Regions from separate parts of the Homo sapiens genome. Here regions 1 and 3 are each linked to region 2. Evidence: chromatin contacts called from ENCODE Hi-C or POLR2A ChIA-PET data. All regions are on one chromosome and are shown on one strand. The core of a region is the stretch at or near the end of the contact, and the rest is flanking DNA. Distances in the headings are between cores, read along the strand shown.

What was found. Hi-C counts contacts between places; a loop is a spot of excess contacts on that map. ChIA-PET counts read pairs that join two places held with the same protein, here RNA polymerase II (POLR2A). Pooled maps may share reads with other maps.
Region 1: a map of GM12878 shows a loop between it and region 2 (5-fold over the local background). The contact joins two enhancer-like sites. A Hi-C loop is called at or near these places in 3 of 168 maps with a recorded cell type or tissue (Caco-2, GM12878 and PC-3), 24 of 37 single-sample maps with no recorded cell type and 10 of 50 pooled maps. POLR2A ChIA-PET finds 5 or more read pairs at or near these places in 6 of 52 experiments (A673, BJ, GM10248 and 3 more).
Region 3: a loop to region 2 is called in a map of GM12878, with 3 times the contacts of the local background. The contact joins two enhancer-like sites. A Hi-C loop is called at or near these places in 4 of 168 maps with a recorded cell type or tissue (B cell, GM12878, OCI-LY7 and 1 more), 37 of 37 single-sample maps with no recorded cell type and 14 of 50 pooled maps. POLR2A ChIA-PET finds 5 or more read pairs at or near these places in 5 of 52 experiments (CD8-positive, alpha-beta memory T cell, GM12878, HEK293 and 2 more).

Annotation. Positions count from the first base shown.
Region 1 is chr5:94,697,178-94,701,947 of GRCh38, reverse strand. SLF1 (SMC5/6 complex localization factor 1) reads right to left here. Exons shown (of 21, transcript NM_032290.4): 21 at 4,327-4,770. Among named protein-coding and RNA genes, the nearest start is that of SLF1, 81 kb to the right of the region's middle. Within about 2 kb of position 1,252, at least 2 of the 41 ENCODE cell types and tissues checked have a DNase peak (open chromatin) inside an H3K27ac peak, as active enhancers do; they include GM12878, where a contact is called at or near this core.
Region 2 is chr5:94,745,061-94,749,529 of GRCh38, reverse strand. All of the region lies in intron 19 of MCTP1 (multiple C2 and transmembrane domain containing 1), which reads left to right. Among named protein-coding and RNA genes, the nearest start is that of SLF1, 130 kb to the right of the region's middle. Within about 2 kb of position 2,654, at least 2 of the 41 ENCODE cell types and tissues checked have a DNase peak (open chromatin) inside an H3K27ac peak, as active enhancers do; they include GM12878 and OCI-LY7, where a contact is called at or near this core.
Region 3 is chr5:94,792,048-94,796,550 of GRCh38, reverse strand. All of the region lies in intron 18 of MCTP1 (multiple C2 and transmembrane domain containing 1), which reads left to right. Among named protein-coding and RNA genes, the nearest start is that of SLF1, 180 kb to the right of the region's middle. RefSeq lists enhancers at 2,621-2,840, 2,112-3,311. Within about 2 kb of position 3,015, at least 6 of the 41 ENCODE cell types and tissues checked have a DNase peak (open chromatin) inside an H3K27ac peak, as active enhancers do; they include GM12878 and OCI-LY7, where a contact is called at or near this core.

The DNA of each region.
Region 1 (4,770 bases), core at 3-2,502, 46 kb after region 2:
AGAATTCTCTCAACAGAGGGTTGTTTGTATCTGCATTAATGTTGCAAATAATAAGTTATAAAGTGGATATTTTTTCAGAGTGATGATAGAAGAAAAAAATTCTTTATACAGTAGTATCCTTTCAAAGCCATTTAAGGTACAATCTTTGAATAAATGTAGCTATCATTTAATCTTACCAGTTTCTCCCTGCTTTTCTGTGTCGTATCTGAAAAATCTCACTAGAGAACAAGTAATTCTTCAGGTCCCATAAATACTAAAATCACAAAGTAAAGATATGTTATGACTCCACATAGTATCCACATGAGCAAGTTTAATCTTTAGCAATTTAAGAGTACTACAAAAGAGTAAAGTCCCCCCAGTTCCCACTTCAGCATACTTGGGGCTCCATTTTGAAGTGTCTTAAAGAGTAGAGAACCATATCAGTAAAGTGGTCAGATTCACTTTGAAAAAAGGAGCACATGTATAGTGTATTTTTTGAGATCTGTGTTAGATAATACTAATTATACTTTTAATTATATCCAACTTTAAATAGTATATTAAAACTGTAATTTACCTTTTAAAAATCCAGTAGGTGCCAGTTTAAATAAGGCAACTTTAGAAAAATTTCAAGGACTGATTCTTACTTAAATCAGGAGCATTACTTTCAAAATAAATTGGATACTGGTATTATAAACAAATACAAATCATTACAAAGAAACCTGGAGAGGTGAAAAAGATCCAAAATTTTTTCACATAAAGACAATCACTATAAGCAATTTTTTACTTACAATCTTTTTCCTTATGTAATTTAGATGATATATTTATGTTATTATTTTTTTAAAAGAGTCTTGCTATGTTGCTCAGGTTGGCCTTGAACTCCTGGGCTCAAGTGATCATTCTGCCTCAGCCTCTCAAATAGCTGGGACTATAGGCATGTGCTACCATGTCTGGCTGAGAAGATCCTTTTTAATAACATTTAGTTTCAATTTTAAAATATTAATATTAGTAAAAAATGATATTTAGGTAAAAGGTCCAACCACTTTTAATAAGTAGCTTTCAACTCTCTGAGTCCATTTCCTCCAGTAACATGTAGGAACTTAACAGTATTTTTGGGAGTGTAAAAGAACTGAAATGACAGGAAAATAAGAAATGAGTCAAGATTTGCCTGTGAGAAAGGACTGAGTATTACTATTCGAAACAACCTTTTTCTCACAGGAAGACAAATACCACATGATCTCACTTACATGTGGAAGCTAAGAGAGGTGATCTCATAGAAGTAGACAGTAGAATGGTGGTTACCAGAGGCTGGGAAGGGAAAGGGAGGGAAGGCAAAGATGGGGAGAGGATGGTCTGAAGGGCTACAAAGTTAGTTAGATGAACTAAGAAGAGTAAGTGCTGATGTTCTATTACATAGTGGGGCGACTACAGATAATAACAATGTATTATATTTCAAGATAGCTAGAAAAGTGGGTCTTGAACGTTATCACCACAAAGAAATTGGAAAGGTTTAAGATAAATGACATGTTAACCACCATGATTTTATCATTATACAATGTACACATGTATTGAAGCATCACACTGTACCCTAATAAACATGTACAATTATTATGTGTCAATTGTTTTTTAAAAAACAGTGAAAAAAAATCTAGCCTGTTTCTGATACCATTAGAACTGGAATTTTATTATTCTTTATTTTTGATTAAATTGAATTTCGACCAAAAGAACCTTCTATAAAACAATTATCTGGACCTTTGGTTTAGTTTATCGAATATTATTCAAAAATTTCAAAGACCCAGTTTATTTCTGAGATTAGTCTACATGCTTGTCTGATTTTATACCTTCATTAAGTTCCATCAATATAATAAACAGTACCTAGAAATCTTTACCCTTTGGATTCCTTTAAGCAGAATGATTCTTAACCATTTTTCCCCTCATCCCCTTGTCCAGTTTTCACCTTTACAATTCTGCTTTTAAGTTTTCCTGGAAAATTCCTTAAAACACATATTTTAATTTTACCAGATTTTACTTATTGCTCGGTAATTTTATCTCTAATATAAAAAGGAATGAATGCAAAGTAGAAAAATGCATCTTTAGGATGAAGCCAGATAACAAAGATAAATATTCCTTTAAACAAAAACAAAAAAACTATCATAAATCAAACTATTCTGGTCATTAGAAAAATTTATTAAGAGTCATGACATAAACCACTGTTGACCTAACCTTTAGGTTGAGAAGTCACTGACAACAAACTAAGTTATTTTCATCTGTCAACACTTTAAGATTAATGATTTTTCAATATTACTATTTATTTCACTTTGAGACAGAATAGAGAAGCAGTGGTAATTTTAGTTCATCTACTATCAAGATAAACGACAGTATGATAGGTATAAATTCAAACCTGGATTCCAGATTTTCAGTTCAGCGCACCTGACTTTTTGGAAGTGCTAAACCTTTTGTTTTGTTTTTTGTTTAAATTTCTACTCTTTGGTAGAATGAAATTGTATGTCCCAAACTAGTGAGCCATTCTCTATTAATGTTTAACATCCATAATACATTAACGTTCACTTGATCCAACTCAGATACTTTGGCAAGGAAGAGGATTAGATCTACCAAATCTGGGTTCTACATCTAAAAAGATTTGGGGCCATGATACAAAAATGACTAATTTGGAAGTATATGTTTTAATTCTAATTGGAAATAACTATTTATAAATACTTGAATAAGGGCTTTTGGGGTCTATATTTGTTAAAGGCAATATGATATATTACATATATAACAATACTGCATATTTTGTTAGAAATATGGTTTAATAGTCACTTTGCTGACTTAATATTGTTGATCTTTAACTCTGCAAGTAGTTAAAAAACCCAGAACAGAGTTCATTATACTTCTGTTTTAAAAAGGGGGTGGGAGGGATCATCTCTTGAAAAACAAAAAGTATTAACATTCTAAAAAAAAAAATCACTTATATCTAGTACTAAGGATTGTATTTCAAGCTTTTTAAAAAACATAGTTCAAGTGTATTTATAATCAAAACTATATACTTACACTAAAAAAGACATAGTAATACATTCAAATATAAAAAGTATTAGGAACAGCTTGTACATATTTTAGATGTTCTGTAAGATAAGTACTTAAGAGGACAAACTTTTTAAACATCTAATAATCAATAATGTTAAAAATGTTTTATTTCCTTTGAAAAGGTCTTCTTTGAGTAGGATTTGCCTTACCTTGAAAATGTATACTCAGAGCCAAGTAAAACAACACTTCAACCTTTTCTAATTAATTTATAGCCTATAATAATTTCAAAATATATATCACAACAAATAACTACCAAAGTATATTCTCCAACTACAGTTCATTTTAACCTACAAGGTGAATTTTCTGATAACATAATTTGATTTACAAGGAATAGTTAACAATTCCATGTCTCCTGTTTTGACAACACCAGGCAGAGCTTAATTCTAATAACGCTATCACTGACCTTTCTAACTCAATCCACATTTGTCATAAAAACAATTATCATTCCTAGTTTTGCAAGCTCCACGTCAGCAGGAGGTGCAATTGGCGTGAAAGCTACGTGATAAATGCCTCAGGGAAAGAGTGCCTCATGTCACTCAAGATGACCCCTTCCTACTGATTAAGGAGCAACAGTGACAGGCTCTCATCAAGTTCACCGCTTAACTGGAAAGGTGTATAAAGGCATAAGGATTGCACATTCCATGGATATTTTTTTCATGTGAAGGTATTCATTTAATTAACTTTCTATAGCAGCATAAACAAAAATGGCAGATATTTTCTGGAGGTTATATAAAGTATCTTAGTGTAATGCATTTGTGCTTGCTTAAAAATACTAAGACTGCAAAAGCACACCCTACACCCTATCCACTCTAAAATAAAATTGCTAAAATAATACTCATCAAAGGATTAAAGTACTGGACACTTGAATATTCACATTTATAAACTAAAACAGAACACCAATTATTACTGAAATTAATTTTTTAGCAGATGTAGAAGACAATAAAATTCACAATACTTAAGCCTTATTTACCTTCCTAGACTGTGGGCCTTTCCTCTTTTTTTGTAGTTAGCCCTTGTCAAGCACACCACCTGGTTCAGAGTAGGTGTTCAAGAAATGCTGAATTCAAAGGAATTAATTTCACATTTGACTTTTATGAGGATAAATGTTTTTCTGGTCATCTTGGAATGAATAAAATGACAGAATATGTATATACTTGGATGATTTTATTCTGCAAAGTGAAATTAAAAATTAACAACCTAGAAAACTCTAACTTCAAAGAGATTTAAGAAACTGCCAGTAAACAATGCATGGGGAAAAGCTGAATCTTAACTGCTCAGAAATCTCCTCTCCAGCTTTATTTACATTGTAATAAGGTCTCTTACAGAAATTTAAAAAATATGATTCCATAGAACTATGATATCACATCTGGCAAAATACAGTGAAGAATAGCATTTCTCAACCTTGTCTTCAGATGCAACTTTGAAAAGTCTGCCATTGAAAATCTAGGACTAAGACTATGAATTATACTTTACTTATTGAGAATTTCTTCTTCCTATACCTCCAAGATAGATTTGGGCAATTATTCAAGGCAATTATTATTATGTTTTCTAAAATAAAGTATAAGAAGTAATTTTGGGAATGAAGCCTTTTCCTGAACATTTAGATTCATACTCATATACTGGTATTGTTAGCCAGGGCACAGAACACAGTAACCTATGTTTGCCACGTTGGACTTTCGAAGAAGTGTAAAACTTCTTAAAGGCAGAGAC
Region 2 (4,469 bases), core at 1,405-3,904:
GCACATGCCAGCATGCCCGGCTAATTTTTGTATTTTTAGTAGAGACAGGGTTTCGCCATGTTGGCCAGGCTGGTTTTGAACTACTGACCTCAGGTGATCTGTCTACCTTGGCCCCCCAAAGTGCTGGGATTACAGACGTGAGCCACCACAGCTGGCCGATAAGATGTTTTAAATATTTCTTTCATTCTTCAAAAGTAGGTTCCAGGGCACAGGGTTGCATATATCTTAAGTGCCAGGGGATACCACCTAATAAGACACTATTGCAGGTGTTTTTTGCTGAGTCATCCACAGCAAAGGGTACATCTGTCTGTGCAAAGGAAATACTTTTTTCTGTAGTCTTCTTGATGATAGATTGGCCTAGCAAAAATTTTACAGGCTGGTGAGGATTCTGAACTTTCAAGGTTTGTCTAGTTATTTAAATATGATGCATATAACCTAATAAGACATAGATGCTCAGAATCAAAACATAACTTCAGATCATCACATAAGTCAAGGACAAGAATGCTCTGGGGCCACAATTACAGCAGAAGCATCAAAAAACAAAACAAAACTGTATTTCTTGACCTTCTAGTGTCAGCTCATCTCCCAGGCTTCTAATTGCATTGAGCGCTATTGCAGACGGTGGCCAGTCTGTGTAGTCAGTCCACCGTGTCCAGTCAAGGTAATATCCTCTTGGATAGTAAAATATATGAGGTTCAATTTGCTTCTCTTTTTCTACTTAGTTTGAAGACTCAACAGAGAGCTGGAAATGTAGTGCTACAGTGCTTCTGGCTCAAGAAAGTCTTTTTGGAATCTATTAGTATCATCAGTGTCCTGAGACAATCGAGAAACTTAGAGTGCTGATAACTATGCTCAAAAAGTAAATGTGCAAGGCAATGTTAACTATATTTTCCATTACATTCCAAGTCTATTAATAGAAAGAACAAAGATCAGAGAATAAAAACTTGCCCCACAGAAATTTTATTTCCAGTCAAAGATTTGAATCTAAATTTTTCAGAGCATGGGACTAAAGAGATCAGGCAATCATGGGTTTTGTCCTGTAGCCACAAAGGATGTATGTACCTATTTAACCATGTCAAAATGTTTCCTGGTAAACTAGGGGGCCAGGTTAGAAAGTTGGCAGGGAGCCATGTACTCAGAACTACTCTGAGAAGCCTTAACGGACTGCTGTCTCGACAATGTTTCAGTAGTTCCACAGTCGTCACCCTGTGCTCTTTAGCAAGCTCTGAGTCCTAACTGTACATGCAACTGGCATGTGTTTATCTAGTCTGGAAAATGCTTTCCTATAAAAGATGAAGAAACTGAGTTTAAAAGTCCACATACCTTTGGAAGACACAGAAGATGGAATAAAACCCACATCAAATTACAGAAACCTAATCATCTGGGTCAAACAGTATAATTTGTCAATAGTATCAAAACTTCCTTATGGTTTCTTTCTTGAGACAGAGTTGCACTCTTGTCACCCAGTCTGGAGTGCAATGGCACAATCTCAGCTCGCTGCAACCTCTGACTCCTGGGTTCAAGCAATTATTTTGCCTCAGCCTCCCAAGTACCTGGGATTACAGGCGCGCGCCACTACGCCGAGCAATTTTTATACTTTTAGTAGAGACGGGATTTCACCACATTGGCCAGACTGGTCTCAAACTCCTGACCTCAGATGATCCACCTGTCTTGGCCTCCCAAGGTGCTGGGTTTACAGGCGTGAGCCACCATGCCTGGCCTCCTTATAATTTCAGAAGCTCAATTTATTACAGAATAATTACCCCCATCCAGTTAGTATAATAGTTAAAGACCACTAACCCACCAATCAGAAGACCTCGATTCTAGATCCGCCTCTGTTGCAATCTGGACTTTACCTCTCTTAGCTTTATATATGAAAAGGATTATTTGGGCTAGAACAGAAGTCAGTAAACTACAGTCCACAGGCCAAATTCAGCCAACTGTAAATAAAGTTTTATTGGCATACAACTACACCCATTTGTTTTCTTACTATCTACGGCTGCTTTCATGCTTTCAATGAAGGGGTGAATAGCGGCAACACAGATTATGTGGCCTGGAACACCTAAAATATTTACTATTTAGCCCTTTACAGAAAAAAAAATTACTTCTGAATTGGAAGCTATCCAAGAGATAGCTCCTCTGTCTCCTCATCTGCAAAATGGGAACAAAAATAATACTTGCCTCATAAGATTATGAGGATTAAATGATGGTTCTTAATACAGTTTCTACATAGGAAATGATAGGTAACATATAATTATATAACTGTTAAAATGGTGAGCATGACCATTGTCAGAATTGTAGCAATCAGTTTTCCATTACAGAAAAAATACTTGCTGCTGTCGTGCTATGCTACGATATTACATGGAACAGAAAAGATGGCAGTTCACACACAGAACTCCTGGACAACTGAAATAACAAAATCCAGTACAGGCAGAAGATATGGATAAAGGCAAACTGTATCTCCAGCCTAAAAAAAAAGCTGGAAACCTACATTATCTAATTATCAACCTGATACTTGAGCTAGACTTTGAAGGCTAAGTCAGATTCAAACAAGCCAAAAGAGGAACTTAAAGGTATTCAAGGTCAAGGGGAAGTGGAATTCCCAAGAGGCCTTGAGAGGGCAGTTTGTAGAAGAATTTAGCCACAGCAAAATATACTGACGCAAGAGTTGTGAGTGACAGGGTAAGAATGGTTGGTTGGGACCAGGTTGTGGAGTTTTGAGCACTGGAGCAAGGAATGTAGACAGTTTCTTATGTGCATTGAGATCCACTGAAGTTTTCTGAACCTGAAAAATATTAGTATTTCTAGAATAATTTACCTATCTTTATGACATGGAATGCATGAGAAGACAAAGAAACAGGAAATTAAGTTCATTTTAAAGAGATGAATTTCAGTTTTGTCTGCACTATTACATTATAAAAATGTCTTATATTTGTTGTTTATATTTGTTCTTATTCCCCTTTGTAAAATTTCACTTAAGCCTACTTTACCTACTGTATTTAAAATGGAGTAGTAGCTAATGCACAAATATACAAATGAAGTCATGGTTTTTATTCTTTCTGTAACTACTTAAAGAGCATCATTTTACATATATCTCAAAACATTCATAATATTAGCACTTATTAGGGGTTTACCGTGTAAAAGATAGGAGAAAATGAGTCAAACATGAGTAACGCCTTCAATCTGGGAGGGGAAATAAATGACATAAAAGAATTAATAGAGGGCTGTGAGTCATTTGAGTATTCAGAAAGGAGTAGGAGGCAGAAAGGGCTCCAGTCAAGTGTGGCGGATATTGTCTACCCAGTGTTTATTTCCCCATTTTCCCTTGCTAATGGAAGACGGACTTTGTACATAATGACAAAGATTCTGCCTAAATCCTCAGTTTTCTAAGGTTTCATTGTATCTATGAATGACTCTTTAATATAGTTCTGGCCAAAGAGCTGGAAAAGGATGTGTTCCGGGGGTTTCTGGGAAAGTTTTTTACTTTCTTGATAACATAGGACAGATATTGCTGACTCCATCCTTCCCCCTCTCATCTACCTTTGAATGTGAATGCAATGCTTACAGCTGGGGCAGCCATATTAACACCATGAGGCAATAAACATAAGGATGAAGAAATGGAAAGACAGAAAGTTCTTAGGGCCCAAATGATCACTTTGAACATCTGGTACAATATCAATAACCTGACTTCTGAACTTCCTATTGCATGAGGAAAATTAACTCTACTACCTAATCTACTACTAGAATATTCTGTTGCTTGCAGCCGAGCACTTTGTGCTGCTTCTCTTCTGTAAATATGTTTTTCTTCAATGAGTACTTATTTCTTCAACACATTTTTCTTCAAGTTTCTATTAAGCACCTATGTGTCAGGCTCAGTGTTAGGCACTAGAAATAAATATAATGATGCCTCCCTTAATTTTTCTCTGCAAGAATACCTGATGATTTTGAAGATACTCAAATGGAGAACAGTAAAATGACTCTTTCCTCTCCACCTTTCTTTCATATCGCCTAACTGCCCTCTACCCCTACCAGCTCATCTGCAAAATGGGAATAAGAGACAAAAAGAGACAAAGTGAAAATGAGGCTAAAAGAAGTCAAATATATGTATTACACATGCCTCCTCCCCATTCTCCCAGAAGAAATGGAAACAAGTGGACACTCTGTAAGAGAACAGGAAAGCCAGTGCAGCTCCTTTATCCCTCCTCACATCTTGCACCAAAGAGCACACTCTCCGAGCTGTGGAGCAGCTATGGAATCTCCACCCAGAACATTATAATTGACCCATTTTGGGAAAAGGTTTGTTCACTTGTGGGCATACTGGTTATAGACAGAAAGGCATTATTAAGCAAGTCCTCAAACCTGAAGCCCTAAACTTCCCCTTAGACCTTGCTGCACTCAGGCGTATCCAGTAAGAAAACTATGGTCATGAGAAGTGGCTGGGAAACATTCTTACTCTCTGTGGGTGGGAG
Region 3 (4,503 bases), core at 1,766-4,265, 47 kb before region 2:
ACGAATTTAGGGAAAGTGTTTGTAGGGGTTGCCATGCTGCGATGCATTGACTCTCCTGCATAGCGCATAGCACTGGAAGTATGGTATTTTCCCGTAAGTCCATATTGATATCCCAGAGACACCACAGAATCTTTCAGCATGTGTGAAAACTTTACAGGATCTCCGAGGTGCATTAATCACACCATTGGCTGATTCCAAACCAGGAAACTTTCTGTTTTAGGAAAGAGAGACAGAGAAAGAGAAAGAATTTTCTGCCACCAAAAATCAAACCAAAACAAAACAAAAATCTGTACATTCAGCTGCCAAAAATTTAATTAGGGTGAAAACTATAAACGAAAAATCAAAATGACCTTCAGGTCTGTATAGCAAAGAAAGAAAAGGAAACAAAATTTCCGTGACATACGAAGTTGAAGAAGAAAAGAAAAGAAACACTGTGAAAGATGAAAAATGCATAGATGGGTAAAATTCTGTCTTCAATGTATTGGCTAATAGTTGAGATTAATACCAAACAGGAAAGTGTTTCTTTGTGTGTTTATTGTTTAAGGAGTCTTTCCTTTCTTGGAGACCTTTAAGATTACAGGCATTGAACCCCTATACCTTTTTCCCCACCATGGTGCCTATTCTAGTTTAATGAGCAAAATCAGATGTAATCCTTGCTGAATAAGTTTTGCAGCATTTAATGAGCTGAACCTGTTAAGGACAGAATAAGTAAAGAGCCATTCCTGAGGTTAAAACTGTAGACTCAGAGGGTGCCCATGCGAAAGAGGCGTGGTTAAAAATGGTATTTCACCTCTGCTGTTTCCTAGTTGGACTTGTTAAAAATAAGCAATCTTAGGTCTGAATATACCTAGACTGGGACCATGACATTAAAATTTCTAGCATTAGAGTTGTTAGGCTTTTCCAGAGAAAACCATTTAAGACATGCTTCATTCAGAAATGTCCCTGGCGTGAAAGGGATATAAAGATAGGAATGTCATCCTTCTGTTGGTTTGAGCTGTCACTTCAAAACCTGGGAAAAATTCTCACCGGCATTGCCTATTAGGCTTGTACCAACTATCCAAATTACAGTTACTGTAGAGAGACATTTTGAAAGTGGAAGAGTAGATGCCAGGAAATGGCTTTTACTTTGATTTAAAAACTACTGAACCATCATTACACCGTGGGCTCTGTGTGAAGTACTTTATATTCACCATGTCATTTAGTCCTCCTCCAAGAGAGAGAAACTGATTGTGTTAGCCCAGTCAATGGGTTGGATCCTCCTAAGTCGAGTGACCTGCCGCCATCCCCACCCCACCCCCGCCCAGGTCCCTTCATCAGTTGTAAGCAAAGGAATATGCTCATGTAGACAAGCATGGCTGCAAGAGCTCTTCCTTGAGAAAAGAGAATCAAGTCTCAGAGAATGAAGGAAATAGGTTAGCCAAGCAAACCAGGGGTCTATTGCACACCCTGTAAGTATCATTTCTACTGCACATAGAGGGAAACAGGGCCAGAAAGATTAAATAACTTACCCAAAAACACACAGAAAGTGTCAGAGCCAGTATTAGAACACAGAGCAGTCTGTCTGAAGTTTATACTCCGAACCACCAGTCAATCACATTTCCTCTTGGGGATATATCCCACCTCTCCCTGGGCACTGTTACAGCAAGTTTCTCCCACGAATTACAGAAAAGCCAGTAGCACTAACTCTACCTTCAAGCTGACACATTAATAGAAAGTATTAATTTTCCCACACCACTCACCCCATGTCTTCTATATCTCTCATTCAGGGAAACAAAAATGATATTTATCAAGCAATTTCTATGTATCAGGCATCCTGCTAAGCCTTTTAGAGACATCACCTCCTTTTATTCTTTACAATAATTATATAAAGTAAATAATTCTAAATAGTTTTTTCCCCATTTTACAAGTAAGAAAATTCAGTATCAAGGAGGATAAGTAAGCAACTCCCCAGAGCAAGTGTGATGTGAACCCAATTGTGCCCTGTTGTAAAGTCCCAGGCTGTATCTATGCTACATGCATGGGCATTCCTTTCCCAAAGGACTGCTTTCTTAGTGTCCAGGGCCTTGCATAGAATCCTGGGTGTCTCCAAATTCCTTCCTGTAAGGTAACCAGTAACCTTGCATGAATTGGTGCTGGTCATCTGTTCTATCCCAGGTGCCCCTGTTAATTTCAGAAGCATTCGTGACCAGGAGGGCTACCTTCCATTCACCAAGGTGAGCATGGGAAGAGTCCATCAAAGCTGACTTCTTCATATTCGTGAATAATTTTTTTGTGAATAAATTCAAAAATTTCTTTGACACAAAAAAATTCTTCAATGTTTTTTAAGTACACTTTAAAAGAACATTCATTTTTACTGTCATGATATTCCTCCCACACAACAATCTCAGTTATCTAATCAATGGTGGCATTAAAAGACTGAAGAGTGGGGCAGATCAATGAAATCATTCTCTGACTCATGATATGACTGTGACACAAATTGAGACAGAGTCTGCCTTGCTAAAATACTTTAGGAAATACTGAAGTGTTTAGTTAGCTCCTTCTCATGACAAAGCATTTGTTTCTTCATTTCCCTTTTAGAATAGTACTGAATATTGTCTCCCATTAGGTCTGTTCCAGTGAGAACCAGAGCACTTATCTCTACAAATAAAGCTCCTAAGAGCAGCACTCTGTGCCATAAGTGCTGTTGATTGAACAGTTTGGGATGGTCCACCAAAGAAACATCTGATTGACTTGAACTCCTATAAATCAAGCACATTTATTATTTTGTCAGCCAGTGTTCTCCATTCCAAAGAAGTCTGTGGTGGAATATGTGGAATACTGAATAAGTCAAGTATTCCTAACAGGATCTAAAGAGGCTGGCCAAAGCCAAGCTGACAGAGGAGAGGACGTCATATGCAAAGCACTCTGAACATACAGTTAGACTCTCTCTACTTCAGTAAGAGTTTTATCATTCACTGAAAGCAGCATAGACCACAAGTTTCCTGTGTTTGCATCTCAGTACCAAAAAAGACCACATATTCAGTGCTCTTAGCAGAAGCAACACTGAGTCATACAGCCTGTAAACACATCTAAAAATGGATGATCACTCTTTTCTTCTTCGTGCTTATTTCAACAGCAGTTTTCTCAGTTTTTTTCAAAAGGTCATCAGCTTGAAAAAATCTGAGGAGGACCATGAAAAGAACCAGACCTTTAGTTTTCCAACACGATCACTAGGATAAATAAGTAGAATCAACAGCCAATCAGATGTTGGTAGAAAGCTTATCCCTTGTGACCCCTCTCAAAGCTGTTCACCAACTGTTTAGCCTTGTTAGATAATCACTTGCTGTACATAGTGCATCCCAACATGTTAATAACCATCGTCATCAGGCTTTGGATTTGCACCAACAAGATTTCTACATTTTCTTCACTCATCCCAAGTCCCCCCACCACTGTCCCCTCCCTCTCAGTAGATGACCAGGCCTTCCACTTTGCAAATTTCCCTCAAATTCCAGCCCTGAGCCCTATGAATTACCCAAGTTAGGGTTGCCAGATTGAGCAAATGAAAACACAGATGCCCAATTCAATGGAAATTTCAGATAACAACAGGACATACTTACACTTATATGTTTTTATAATATTCTTAATTTGTCTGAAATTCCAGTTTAAGTGGATGTTCTATATTCATCTGGTAACTCTATCCCAGTTGTACCTTTATTCTTACCTCCAGACCTGTAGGAAGGTGACAGTTCTGAAATAAAGGTATTCCCCAACATCTTCAAGCATAGAAGACCCATAAGGAGCAGGCCCCACTTAAACCATAGTTTCAGCTTCATCCCTCCAATATTCCAACAGGATTGTTTATGTGTATGTTGTTGTTGTTGTTGTTTTGCTTTTGTTTGTTTTGGAGTATGCAGTGTTTATTGAGCAAAAGGTGGGAGTAGTGGGCTAAGGGTGAGGAAACAGAAATGAACCAGACCATGGCCATACTCTTTTGTTATCACTTTCTTCTGGACAGCAATTGCTCGCCACTTGGGAGAGCAGGAAACCAAGCCACTTGCAAAAGCTAGCACAGCACAGCTGGATGGGAAGCACAGCTGGCTCACAGGCCTGTGTTCCCTGCTTTAACTCCTATTCACCCAGTCCACAGGCTCAGGGAAGGCAACCCCTTTTGTCTTCATGACACAACTGGAAAAGAGGAAAAAGGAGTGATGCTTCTGCCTTTGGACAGATGGAGAAACTCAGGCCCAGAATAAGGCAGTAATATCCGCAAAGCCAGTACTCACAGAGCGTGTGTGGGAATGGCACAGCATGGGATAGATGTGGTGGCCTGGAGAAGGGCAGTGCAGGCAGGGTCTGGAACTTGGCAGAGGCCTGGAAGTCACGTGAGCACTGAGGACAGATGTGCAGCGTGGTGGAAGAGCTTGAAATCCTTGCCCAAGGTGCCGCACATGAAGAGTTTGAGGTCTGAGTGTGATGCATGGTGTCTATGCAGCTGCAGGGGGCTGGCAAAGACACAGGTGCACT